2 separate regions of the Homo sapiens genome follow, and region 2 is linked to region 1. A link is a contact called in ENCODE Hi-C or POLR2A ChIA-PET data. All regions are on one chromosome and are shown on one strand. Each heading gives the region's core, a stretch centred on a gene start or an enhancer-like site at or near the end of the contact. The rest is flanking DNA. Distances are from core to core; before and after follow the strand shown. Region 1 holds the start of STAMBPL1 (STAM binding protein like 1). Region 2 holds the start of MARCHF5 (membrane associated ring-CH-type finger 5).

Evidence for each region. A loop is a pair of places that touch in the nucleus more often than their neighbours do. ChIA-PET counts read pairs that join two places held with the same protein, here RNA polymerase II (POLR2A). Pooled maps may share reads with other maps.
Region 2: a map of CD8-positive, alpha-beta T cell shows a loop between it and region 1 (40-fold over the local background). The contact joins the promoter of MARCHF5 here to the promoter of STAMBPL1 in region 1. A Hi-C loop is called at or near these places in 1 of 168 maps with a recorded cell type or tissue (CD8-positive, alpha-beta T cell) and 6 of 50 pooled maps. POLR2A ChIA-PET finds 5 or more read pairs at or near these places in 1 of 52 experiments (activated B cell).

What each region holds. Positions count from the first base shown.
Region 1 is chr10:88,877,213-88,882,974 of GRCh38, reverse strand. STAMBPL1 (STAM binding protein like 1) reads right to left here and starts at 2,730. Exons shown (of 11, transcript NM_020799.4): 1 at 2,337-2,730. It overlaps LOC124902551, which reads left to right and starts at 2,311. Exons shown (of 1, transcript XM_047426134.1): 1 at 2,311-3,241. The coding sequence starts at 2,553. The coding sequence ends at 3,080. It also overlaps the pseudogene PTCD2P2. RefSeq lists enhancers at 1-1,001, 2,022-2,131 and a silencer at 2,712-2,841.
Region 2 is chr10:92,287,753-92,293,514 of GRCh38, reverse strand. It overlaps MARCHF5 (membrane associated ring-CH-type finger 5), which reads right to left and starts at 2,348. Exons shown (of 6, transcript NM_017824.5): 1 at 1,986-2,348. The coding sequence starts at 2,020. CPEB3 (cytoplasmic polyadenylation element binding protein 3) reads left to right here and starts at 2,437. Exons shown (of 10, transcript NM_014912.5): 1 at 2,437-2,589. RefSeq lists enhancers at 1,408-1,986, 2,934-3,143 and a silencer at 2,124-2,373.

The sequences.
Region 1 (5,762 bases), core at 1,481-3,980:
TAAATGACGAGTTAATGGGTGCAGCACACCAACATGGCACATGTATACATATGTAACAAACCTGCAAGTTGTGCACATGTACCCTAGAAGTTAAAGTACAATAATAATAAAAAGACATTCTAAAATTTGTCATTTATTTAGCAAATATTTATCAAAGAGCTGCTATGCATCAGCCCTAAGGAATGGAAATCTGGCTCTAATATCTTCAGGGATAACCATGAGTCATTTCCTGTAGTTTCAGTTGAAGCCATCTATAAATCTTTCATAAGGTCAAGAAAAAGAAGATAGTAGCAGACAGAATCACAAATCCAGTAGATTAATTAAAATGTCCCTAATTTGTAAATGTACCCACCAGGAAAGCACCTAGCACTTCCTGGACGGAATCTACATTATTTTCTCTCACATTCCTTCTACTTCTCATGTTTTGGGCAAGAATCATCAGTTTTCTTTTCTTGTAAAATGCAATCTCATTTCTTGGATTGTAGCTGTAAATTCTTACAGCTGGGAAGGGTCCTAAAGGAAGGAAATGATCAAACGGTGTTAATTAAGTCCTATGTGCTGAAAGTAAGAAGAGAGAACTATTACTAACAATTCTTTATAACTATTTTTATCAGTCCTTCTTAGGAATCAACCCCAAAGACACTCTCTCCTCCAGAAGCAAATCTCTCTATTGAGGACATCCTCAGGAAACTGGTTCCTCACTACTCCCTCCAAGCCTCCCACAAACCGTAAGAATCCTATGAAACAGGGCAAGAGTACCAAGAAACAGGCCTTGAAGGTTGAGATAGAGGTAAAGGACTTAGGTTATCTGCCTTATAATTTAAATTTTGGTGCTTACTTTATAGGTGAGGATAAGAAAACAAGTTTCTTCTTGAAATTCCCAAGAACCAGTTGCTACATAAATTACAGCCAACGTATACGCAAAAGCAGATTCTTAGTGGCAATTTGCTGTATCTGTGTCTGAACAGAAAACAATCAGCCAATTCATTTTGCAGGTAGATTCCAATAACATTTTATGCCTTTGAATGGAGAAGCTCTCATGGTGCAAATGGTAAACAAAAAGAGCCTACTGCTCAGCGACACATTAACTTGTATTAAAAATAAAGATATGTATAGTGTAGCTACACAATGCCCACTACAATCCAGTGGCAGAGTATATTTTTGAAGTGCAATGTAGCATCCATCCTGAAAACACAAAATTTCCAATGGAAACAAGGTCGGGATAAAAACAAAACACGGTGGCTTAATTTCTGTGTAAAACAACCGTCAAAACCTACCCTCAAAAAAATTGACACGAACAATCAAACATTCAGGTATAATTTATCTGCTGGAACAAATCTACGTTATTGACCTTGACAGGGCCTTAAATCATGAGACCATAAACAAGCATCCTAGTGATATCTATTATGTCTTCGGAAATAGCTTAAAATCCAGGACTTCATGTTATTGTCAGTAATGAGCAAGATGTTTGGAAAGCAGTGTGCTCACTGGGGCTTACTTTGAAAGCTGTCTTTTTTACTTACTACCGAACACTGATTTCCAGGAAGCAAGCCACCCCACCCCACTTCCCAGGCACTTGATTTTTTTTTTCAAACCTCTAGATTGGGTTCCGTTTCCTGAATTACTTATTCCTTACATAAATTTTCTTTTAAACTTCAGCAATTATGGCACCTTAGGCTCTGGGGGTATCAGCAGCGTGGGTTGTTTTAGAGAAAGTTCTGAAAAAAATATGTTTTGGAGACATTCCATTTCTTTGTGCATCTCACTGGGGGCTTTCAGCGAAAGCTTTAAGTTATTCAGGTGAGGGGCAATGTCTTAGTCGCTCATAAAGGGCATAAAAGTAACATCATCTGGAAAGGCATGGCACCTGCTCGGCCGGGGTAAAGGTCCGTTTTTCTAACCCTCGCCCCTCCCTCCTCCACACCGCGCCGCTAGAGACAGTGCAGTGGTCTCTCCCAAGGTCGACATCATCTCCAAGGCTGCAACCCAGGGCTGAACCAAAAAAACAGGCGCACCCACGTATAGGTCACGGCCAGAGTCCCGCCCTGCCACCAGCAGCCAGGTCTTCCTGCCTCCCTATCAAGGTGAAACTAACCCAGAGGGCCCAGCGGAGGGGCGCATACAGGCGGCGCCGATGGAGGCGGCCGATTGCATGACTGGCAGGAAGGAAGCGATCAGCCGCCAAAGTGCATTTTTTCCTCCCCTAGAGCCAGCCCGGGACCGGACGCTGCCAGCGGAAGGGCCGGCGCGCGCCAGGCCACGAGGCAGACGCACCCGCCGTGCGCACTTCCCCGTCCGGTGCGCGCTCTCACTCACGCGCGCGCGCCGCTACTCACTAGCAACCCTTGGTGTCCGCAGCCCGTGTGGGACGGCGACTGCGACGGCTGCCCCCGTGGCTGCCGTGTGGCCTTGGCATCCGTCCGGCTGCTGCAACCCGGGCCGCGGTGGCTTTTGCTGGAAGGCGTTGCAGCGGGGTGATACCGGCACCCGGCGACGAGGCGTCCGCTCGTTTGCCTCGGCCGTGCCTCCTCCCCCTTCTCCTCTGCCGACAGATGGAGCTTTGCTGGTTCCAGTCGCGCGGGCTCCGTGCGTCGTTCTCCTCCTCGCTGTCGGACACCCCAGCGCAGGGGACGAACAGCGTCCTCGCAAGCCCACGCGCAGGCCGGCCGACCCCGAACCTGCAGCAACCGTCCCTGCTGCCGCTGCTGCAGGAAAATAAATTGTCACTGCGATGGTCCCGGCCTCCCCTGCCCCGGCCCCTGGGTGCCGCCTCCGCCTCTGCCTCCGCCCCCTCCTCTGTGGCGGCGGCGGCGGCTTCCCGCATTCTGCAGAAAAAGCTCGCAGGTGGAAGGAAGCAGGGCCCCTGCGGATGGCCTAGAGCCCGAGTGAAGCGGTTGGGTGCGACTTTCGCATCTGAAACCCTGCACGTCTTCTCCCCAGACCGGAACCACCTAAACTCCCTTTTGCTCCACCATCAATTTCACCGAGATGGACAGGAGTGGTGCCTTTTAAGACTGCACAGTACACAAGCCTTGATGCAGCTGACCGTTAAACTGTCACTGGAGTCTGGGGAAGGATAGGGTTTTGGTGAAAATCCCACTTATACTTCATGTTAGGATTCCCTTTTTGATATTTATCCACAACTGGCTACGCCCACTATTAAGCATCTTAGCCCTTCCCCCTACCCCCAATTTGTGTGTACTTGGAAAATAAGAAGTATTAGAATATCTCCTGGATGTTATGTTACTATCACGTGTGGTGTTCTTACTACAGTTCTGGCACTGTGTCAGGCAGTCGGTACACAAAATCTTAGTCCATCTGCCACAACCCTGTATATAAAAGGGACTCATTTTTTGTTTTTGTTTTTGTTTTTTCCATGAACGAGAGACAGAGAAGTAAAATAATTTATCCCAGGTTACTCACCTAGAAAGCAGTAGAAGCTGAAATTTAAACTCTGATCCAACACTGAAAGCTGTTTCTATTGGCTTCACAGGTTCTATTAACTGATAAACATTTTATGGAGACTGCTGCTGCTGGATGAAATAGAGTCGCTTTTCTTGAGCTTGGTTGGGAGCTTACTTCCAAGTGAGAGAAATGGCTGCAGAGTGGGGTGGGGAAACACTGGCTTTTCTTAGTTAGCCTTTCCTCTGGAAACCAAAATTCTAGCCCTGGCTCAGCCACCAACTGAGTTATTTGGTCTCAAGCATTTCACCTTCTTAAGCCTCATCTCCCTGGATTCTTTTTTTTTTTTTAAATGAAGAGTTTGATTGTTGGAGGCAGCCTGCAGCCTTGATTTTTAAGAAGCAACAGTGTTGTTTTGCTTAGTTTTAAGTTGGTTCCAAATGTTGAAGTTAGGAAATTTCACAGAAATTCAGACTTTTCACATTTTCTGTAAAATCGTAACATCAGACATTTGGTCCATGGCGAGTTCTAGCAACCATCAGCTGAAGCTGAATAGCAGGTGTCGCCTTTAGACTGTGAAGACACTCTTCAGTTTTCCACAGTCCCCACCACTCCCATACACCCCCACCTCACTGACATTTGAGAATATGGTAGGCATTTGAGTTTGCAGTATTGAACCAGATAATCTCATGACCTACTGGACAATTTAAAATTCAGTGGTAATTAAGAAGGTTAGCCAGATTCCTAAAAAGCATTATGAAACAAAAAATTCCACGTACGTATTTAGAGTGGTCATTGATCATGGTCTTGCTATCTAGCATCCAAATTCTCATAAAAGCCAAAATGGCCCAATACCCATCGTCCCCTGCTCCCCAGCGGCTAGAGTACCATTTTGTGACCCAACATCAGCCTCAGAGACTCCTGTACAGTTATTTGAATCTGGATTATGTGTTTCAAGAAGAAACATTTTAGAAATGTCTCCATTATCTGTGAAGTGGGTTTTGTGTTCAGGGACAGTAGTGCCAGAGGTAACACTGCGGCAATGTCAGTGGTGTCCTAAGTGAGCTATTTGAATGGTGTGATGACCCACCTGTTGTAATTTCAGCTGCTAAGCTTCCCTTCCTGTGTAAGGAGACTTATTTGCCAAACTTCCTGTCTCTTTGGTATGCTACTTAACGACTTTCCAATATATTTCTCTTCTGATTCAGTTAGCCAGAAATGATTTCAGCGTTGTGACCAAGAACTCTGATATAGCAACTTTAGGTGTGATTTATTTCCCTTTTATTAATTGAGTTAATGAAGAGCAAGCACCAGTGTATTTATACAACTTTTATCTTAGAGAATTTTTAAGTGACCTATAGTTTTACTTGCATTTTTAAAGATTCAATCTCAATAGTAATTTAAAATCCAGATTTCTTTTTGCTCCAGAACTTTTGTTTCTCTTATTTTTGAGACAATTTTACCCTACTAAACCTTGAATGAAGATTTCAAATCTATATGCAAATACACATAAGCACTATTATTTTGCAGATGAGAAAATGAGGGCTCAAGTTACAGAATACATGAAGGCAGAGCAGTGAGGAAATCCTGGGCTATTTTCTGATATGGTAGAACAGGGTTTCGGACCTCCTGAATTCAGCAAGGGTATAATTTGCAAGTAATTACTCCCTTGAAAATCAGAGTTGACCACACTTGTAGTGAAATTCATTCCTGATAGTGCCTACTGGGTTCCACTCCAGTACTGGAAGCTGGACTGGAGACAGTGACCATGTTCCTTCACGGATCCTCAGTAGTGTGCACAGGGGAAGCCTGCTTTCTGAGGGAGCTGAGCTTTCTGTGCTTGTATCTAGATCTTCACAGTGGCACGACATAACTTCTCAGAGAGCAGCATGCCACCATTCAGTGATTTTAGGGAGGAAATCAAGTGTCACTGTAGTGTCTGCTGAAGTGCGATGCCTGCTTCTTAGGGAAGCCAATAACTCACTGGAAGCAGGTCTTCATACCCACAGGTGGATTGAAACTAGGGTTTACTCAGCCAACAGGGACTGGCCCAGTGCCTGGAAGGTCTAACAGGTGACCATCCTGTTGTTTTATGGCAACATGTGGGATTTCCCGTCCCTTACATTTTTAAACGGATGTCGCAGAGCAGAACATCCAAAGTGTAAGTGGTGACCTGGACAACGATGTGCAGTTTTCCATACATCTCATGAAATCTGGCCACAAAGACAAGCGCAACTTTCCCTTTTTTCCTCACTTTGGCCAGCAGTTCCTCTGAGAACTCACGTCTTTCAACGAATCTTGATACATTTCCTTCTGCAACGCCCTTTAGTATCTCCATCACAGTTGCTAACATATTTGAC
Region 2 (5,762 bases), core at 1,099-3,598, 3.4 Mb before region 1:
ACAAGGGTGAGCCACCGTGCCCAGGCTCACTCTTTGGCTTCTTACTTTTATGGAAATATCCAAAGAGCATATGAAAAGTTAGGTCAGCTTTTGGACATAAGAACTTTTCTAGGCTGGGCACGATGGCTCATGCCTGACAATCCAGCACTTTGGGAGGCTAGGCGGGAGGATCACTTGAGCCCAGGAGTTTGAGACCAGCACAGGCAACATGGCAAAACTCTGGCTCTATAAAAATACAAAAAATTAGCTGGGCATGGTGGTATGTGTTGTGGTCCCAGCTACTAGGGAGGCTGAGGTAGGAGGATCACCTGAGCCTGGGAGGCGGGGGTTGCAGTGAGTTGAGATCATGCCAATGCCACTGCCACTGCCACTGCATTCCAGTCTGGGCAACAGAGACCCTGTCTCAAAAAAAGAAGAAAAAAAGTCACTATGTAAAAATGAAAAGCAGGAGGCCCTCAAAGGAAAAAAATTAACTACAAAATACCCCACATCAGAACAGGGTCTCAACAGAATAGAACTGGCAGTGGCAGGTGGTTTCCTCTGGGCATATTTTAATTTGCCACAATTTGCCAATTTACAATGAAAGGAAAACCTGGTAAATTATCAGACCCCCTAGACAACTGGGGAAACTGACAAATAAGTTTGTGCATTAGTTCATACAACAAATACTTACTGATTACCTACTGAGTACCAGGCTCTGTTCTGGGATTCAAGATAAACAATAGTAAGTTTCTGCTTCCAAGAGCTTATAAACCACACACATATCACACACATATATATATAAAGCAGTCAATACAATTGTCAGGATGTTGACCTGAAACAAGGGCTGGATGAATCACCAGTTATCTCAACTGAAAAAAATCAGTGACATAATTCCTATTAACTGAGATGGCTCAAAATTCTAAGCTCCAAAAAAATGTCTGTCACTCTGGAAGGATGTGTACCCTTGGGTCATTTGTGTTCTGGGTGTGGCAGGCCCAAAAGCATTTAACTGGGTATAAACTCAATTAAGGGAGGGCCTTCATTTAACACCTTACAGTTGGAATTTTACTGAGTACAAAGAGTTGGTACCACCTGCTGAAATGGGTGGCAAGTGGTGTCTATTGAGAATTGTAAGCAACCACAAACATCATGAATTAGCTTGTACAACTTGCTATGCCAGGAAGTAAGACTTGGCTCGGGGGAAATGTGGATCTAGAGTCTCCAAAAACTCATGGTAGGACCCACGGACCAGAATTTCAACAGCAGAGGGCGGTGCACCCGACTTCACAAAGAGTTTTACCGACTGGGGCCCCCCAAGAATGGGCAACTGGACTCCTGTACGAGCTGAAACGTCTTCAATGAACTCAACGATCGTCAAGTACACTAAATGTTCAGCGTTGGACTCATTTGGCTGTTTTCCATAACCTCTACTCTGGTCTGACCGTTAAATCTCCCTTGCGGATACTCTGACCTTACAGTTCGGAGGTGGGGACGGGATGGGGCGGGGGGGACGGGGGGTGCGGGTTCAGGGAAAGTGGGAGAATGAAATCAGCCTATCAGGCTTTCCAAAAGAATGCTTATCATTGGTTCTCAGACAGAGACTTAAAATTATAAGGGGGTCATTCCCCTGAAAGATAACCCGGTTCTTGCCAGTGACATCGCTGACAAACACTTCACAAGTTGGGGAGGGGGAAGGGGGAGGGGAAGAGGGTAAGGAAAACTAATTTTGTGGATTAACAGGAGTCCCTCTCAGGTCAAAACGGGGTTCCAAGGAAACCAGACGCCACTCCTTAGCTAAGTTTCACCCAAAGTCTACGACCCAGGCCGCTCGCTCTGTCCTCCCCCAGGTCTAGACTCCAAACTTTTTGCCCCTCTCACGGCCCCCTGGCCGTGGAACTCCTCCCGGCACGCCGGGTTCTGCTCACCAAGAGCCTCGAGGGCGGGCGCGGGCAGGGCCAGAGCGAGGGTCGGCGGCTCCCGGTCCCCCCCACAGCTGCCCGTACCTGTCCAGCATCTGCTGTAGGGCTTGGTCCGGCATCTTCCGCGGAGCCGGCGCACACGGCCTTCCCCAGTGGACCCGCTCAAGGCCAGGCCCAGGGACAATAGCACTGAGAGGCGGCGGAGTAGGCCGCAGTCCGGCGGCAGCCGCGAACCCGTCACCCAGCTTCCCGGGGCAGCTCCGCTAGCCTGGCGGCGGCGGTGCAGGGCCTGCGGGAGTCCGGCGGAGGCGGCGGAGAGCGAGGAGGAGGAGCCTGAGGCGGGGAGGCGGCGATCGCGGCCCGGGTTCCCGTCCGTCGGCCCGAGGTTCCGGTCCATGGACCGCGGGCGCCGAGTTGCTGCCGGCGGAGGAGCTACCTTTGTGAGGTAAGAGTCGCCGCCTCCGTGCGCGCCAGGGTTACGACGCAGGGCGGCCCAGAGCAGCCTGGGAGATGTAGTCTTCGGACCGTCTCCACTAGAGGCTGCACAGCCCGCCCGGACCAACGCCTCCGCGCCTGCCGCCGTCTGGCCGGCGCCCTCCCGTTTCCTTCCTCCAGGGGGAAAAAATGTCTTTCGGGCCGCTTTCCAGGAAGCAGCAGGATGCGCCGCTCCACTGTCGGTAGCAACAAGGTCAGCCCTCCCTGCCTGTTTGTTTTTGCCTCCGCTCTTGCCCTCAGGTGGGACCGAGCCAGGTGAGGGGAGGGGGCTGAAGGGCCATTTCTTATCAGGGTCCCCGGCCCCGGCCGTGGCGTCGGGGCGGTCAGTGGCGGCAGTGGGGGTGGCAGAAACTCCTTCCGAAGCCCCCGGCGCTGGAGCCAGCCTCTCCTGCGGCAGAGCCCATTTTGGGGGAATTACACCACCTCCGCGAGGGGTCGGTTGGTTTGGTGCGTGAGGTTCTTCTTGAGGGGGCGGGCAAATAGGGACTGCCTGGACCAGACAGCTTCCACCCGAGTCTCTCTGTGTGTTTGGGGCTGGGGAGTTGGGGGAAGGAAAGATGATTCTCTCCCTCTCCAGGAACCTTCTCAAATGTGCCTGGGCTTTCCAGGGCTCGCCGACAGTCTCCAAATGGAACACGTTGGTGAATAAACAGCTCTTGCTTACTCAGCTGTGGGTTGTCAGGGATGTTTGTTTCTCTCTCTGCTGCTGGTCACTGTTAACCGTTTCTAGTCGCGTTGACACCTTCAAGCAGGTGGATTGGGAGTGGCGGGGGTGGGGAATCAAAAAGGAGAAATCATCAGTCACTCCTTGGGTCAGCTTCTGACGTTCGAGGGATAGCTTTGGCGGGAGGAAAGAGCTGTCGGCTCAAACGAATGCGTTTTTTGGACGACCTGTGGCGTTTTCTCTAGGGCTGTGATTGGTAGGACGCTGGTAGTTTTCCCTTGATTATGTCTAATATCTGCTACAAGGTGTTTGATTTTTTAAAAAATGAAAATGTGTTTTTAAAGCTCTTTTTATATGTAGAATTTTACAATCAACTTTTCATTATCTGTTCAAAATTTGCGAAGTATATTTGAACTAGAGTGTTCATTGCTGGGAAAAAACAACAAACCCAAAAAATGTGACCAGAAGCTTACTTGGCCTCCAATTTTTGAAATATGTTTTTGAGAAACAGCACCCACCCCCCCCCACCACACACATACACACACACTCCTCCTAGGGAAAGAAAATGAGTATTTAGTTTAATCGGGGTGTCTAATATTTTATATATATTTGTATTATATATAATATATATGTATTATATAATATATAATACATTTATAATATATAATACATATATACATTTATAATATATAATACATATATATATATATATATATATATATTTTTTTTTTTTTTTGGTAGAGACGCGGTCTCGCCATGTTGCCCAGGCTGGTCTTGCAACTCCTGGGCTCAAGCGAGCCACCCGCATTGGTCTCCCAAAGTGTTGGGATTACAGATGTGAGTCACCGCATGTGACCAGTGTCTAATATTTTATTTAATTAATTCATTTATTTAATTAATTCATTGATTTTGAGAGATGGAGTCTTGCTCTGTTGCCCAGGCTGGAGTGCAGTGGCGCTGTCTTGACTCACTGCAAGCTCCACTTCCTGACTTCAAGTGATCCTTCTAGCCTCAGCTTCCCAAGTAGCTGGGACTACAGGTGTGTGCCACCACACCCAGCTAATTTTTGTGTTTTTTAGTAGAGATGGGGTTTCACTATATGTTGACCAGGCTGGTCTCGAACTTCTGACCTCAGGCGATCAGCCCGTCTCGGCCTCCCAAAGTGCTGGGATTACAGGGGCGAGCCACCGCGCCTGGTCTATTTTATTTTTTTGAGACGGAGTCTCGCTGTGTTGCTCAGGATGGAGTGCAGTGGCACTATCTTGGCTCACTGCAGTCTCCTCCTCCGGGTTCAGGTGATTATCGTGCCTCAGCCTCCGGAGTAGCTGGGATTACAGGCTCGCACCACCATGCCTGGCTAACTTTTGTATTTTTGGCAGAGGCAGGGTCTCACCATGTTGACCAGGCTGATCTTGAACTGATCTCAGGTGATCTGCCTGCCTCGGCCTCCCATAGGGCTGGGATCATAGATGTGAGCCACCGTGCACAGCCCGGTGTCTTAACATTTTAAATTATTATTTTTTGCTCCTTGTGCTGTGTCAGTCTAACCTTATTGTGTACTTATTTCTTAAGCAGTTGTCAGCCATGGGAGTTGGATATATACTTCCTGCTTAAAAACAGAATTTTATCCCAGCATATGGATTAAGTACACTAGTACAAACTCCAAGATTCTAAGATCTTAACCAATGTTAGAATGTCTGTTTCAACTGAAATTGGAAAATATGATACCTTTTGTTGATAGCAAAGACTTGTGCACCTTGACCTTATTATACCAACAAATGGATTTTATGTTTGCATTTTTATGAAAAATCAGCTTTCTGGCTGTGTCAAAAACCTTTTAAAGTAGAAAAAAATCCTGTTACTGGTCTAAAGAGTGATTAGCATGTGACCCAGTAATTCCACTTCTAGGTATTTTCAAGAGAAATGAAAACATGTCTACACAAAATCTTGTTTGTGAATGTTCATAGCAGCATTATTCTGGGTTTTTTTTTTTTTTTTTTGAGACAGAGTCTCGCTTTGTCATCCAGGCTGGAGTGCAGTGGCGCCAGCTCACTGCATCCTCAGCCTCAGGGGCTCAAGCACTCCCCCTGCCTCAGCCCCCCAAGTAGCTAGGACTACAGGGGCGCACCACCATGTCTGGCTTAAAAAAATTTTTTTTGTAGAGATGGTGTTTTGCCATGTTGCCCAGGCTGGTTTCGAACTCATGAGCACAAATGATCCTCCCACCTCGGCCTCCCAAAATGCTAGGATTACAGGCATGAGCCACAGCACCTGGCCTACAGCATTATTCTTGATAGCCAAAAAGTGGAAACCCAAATATCCACCAGTTGATGAATGGATAAACCACATGTGGTGTATCATACAATAGAATATTATTAGGAGAAAACAAGGAATAAAGTTATGATACATGCTATAACATGAAAGAACCTTGAAAACATTATACCAAGTGAGAGGAGCCAGTCACAAAGACCACATATTGTATGATTCTGTTTGCATGAAAAGTCAAGAATAGGCAACTCCATAGAGACGGAAAGTAGACTAGTGATTGCATAGGGCTGAAGGAGTTGGGGAGAAATGGGGAGTGACTGCTAATGAGTATGAGGTTCCTTATTAGAGGGATGAAAGTATTCTAGAATTAGATAATGGTTCTGGTTATATAATTTTGTGAATTATATCACAAATAAGATAAAATTAGATTATGG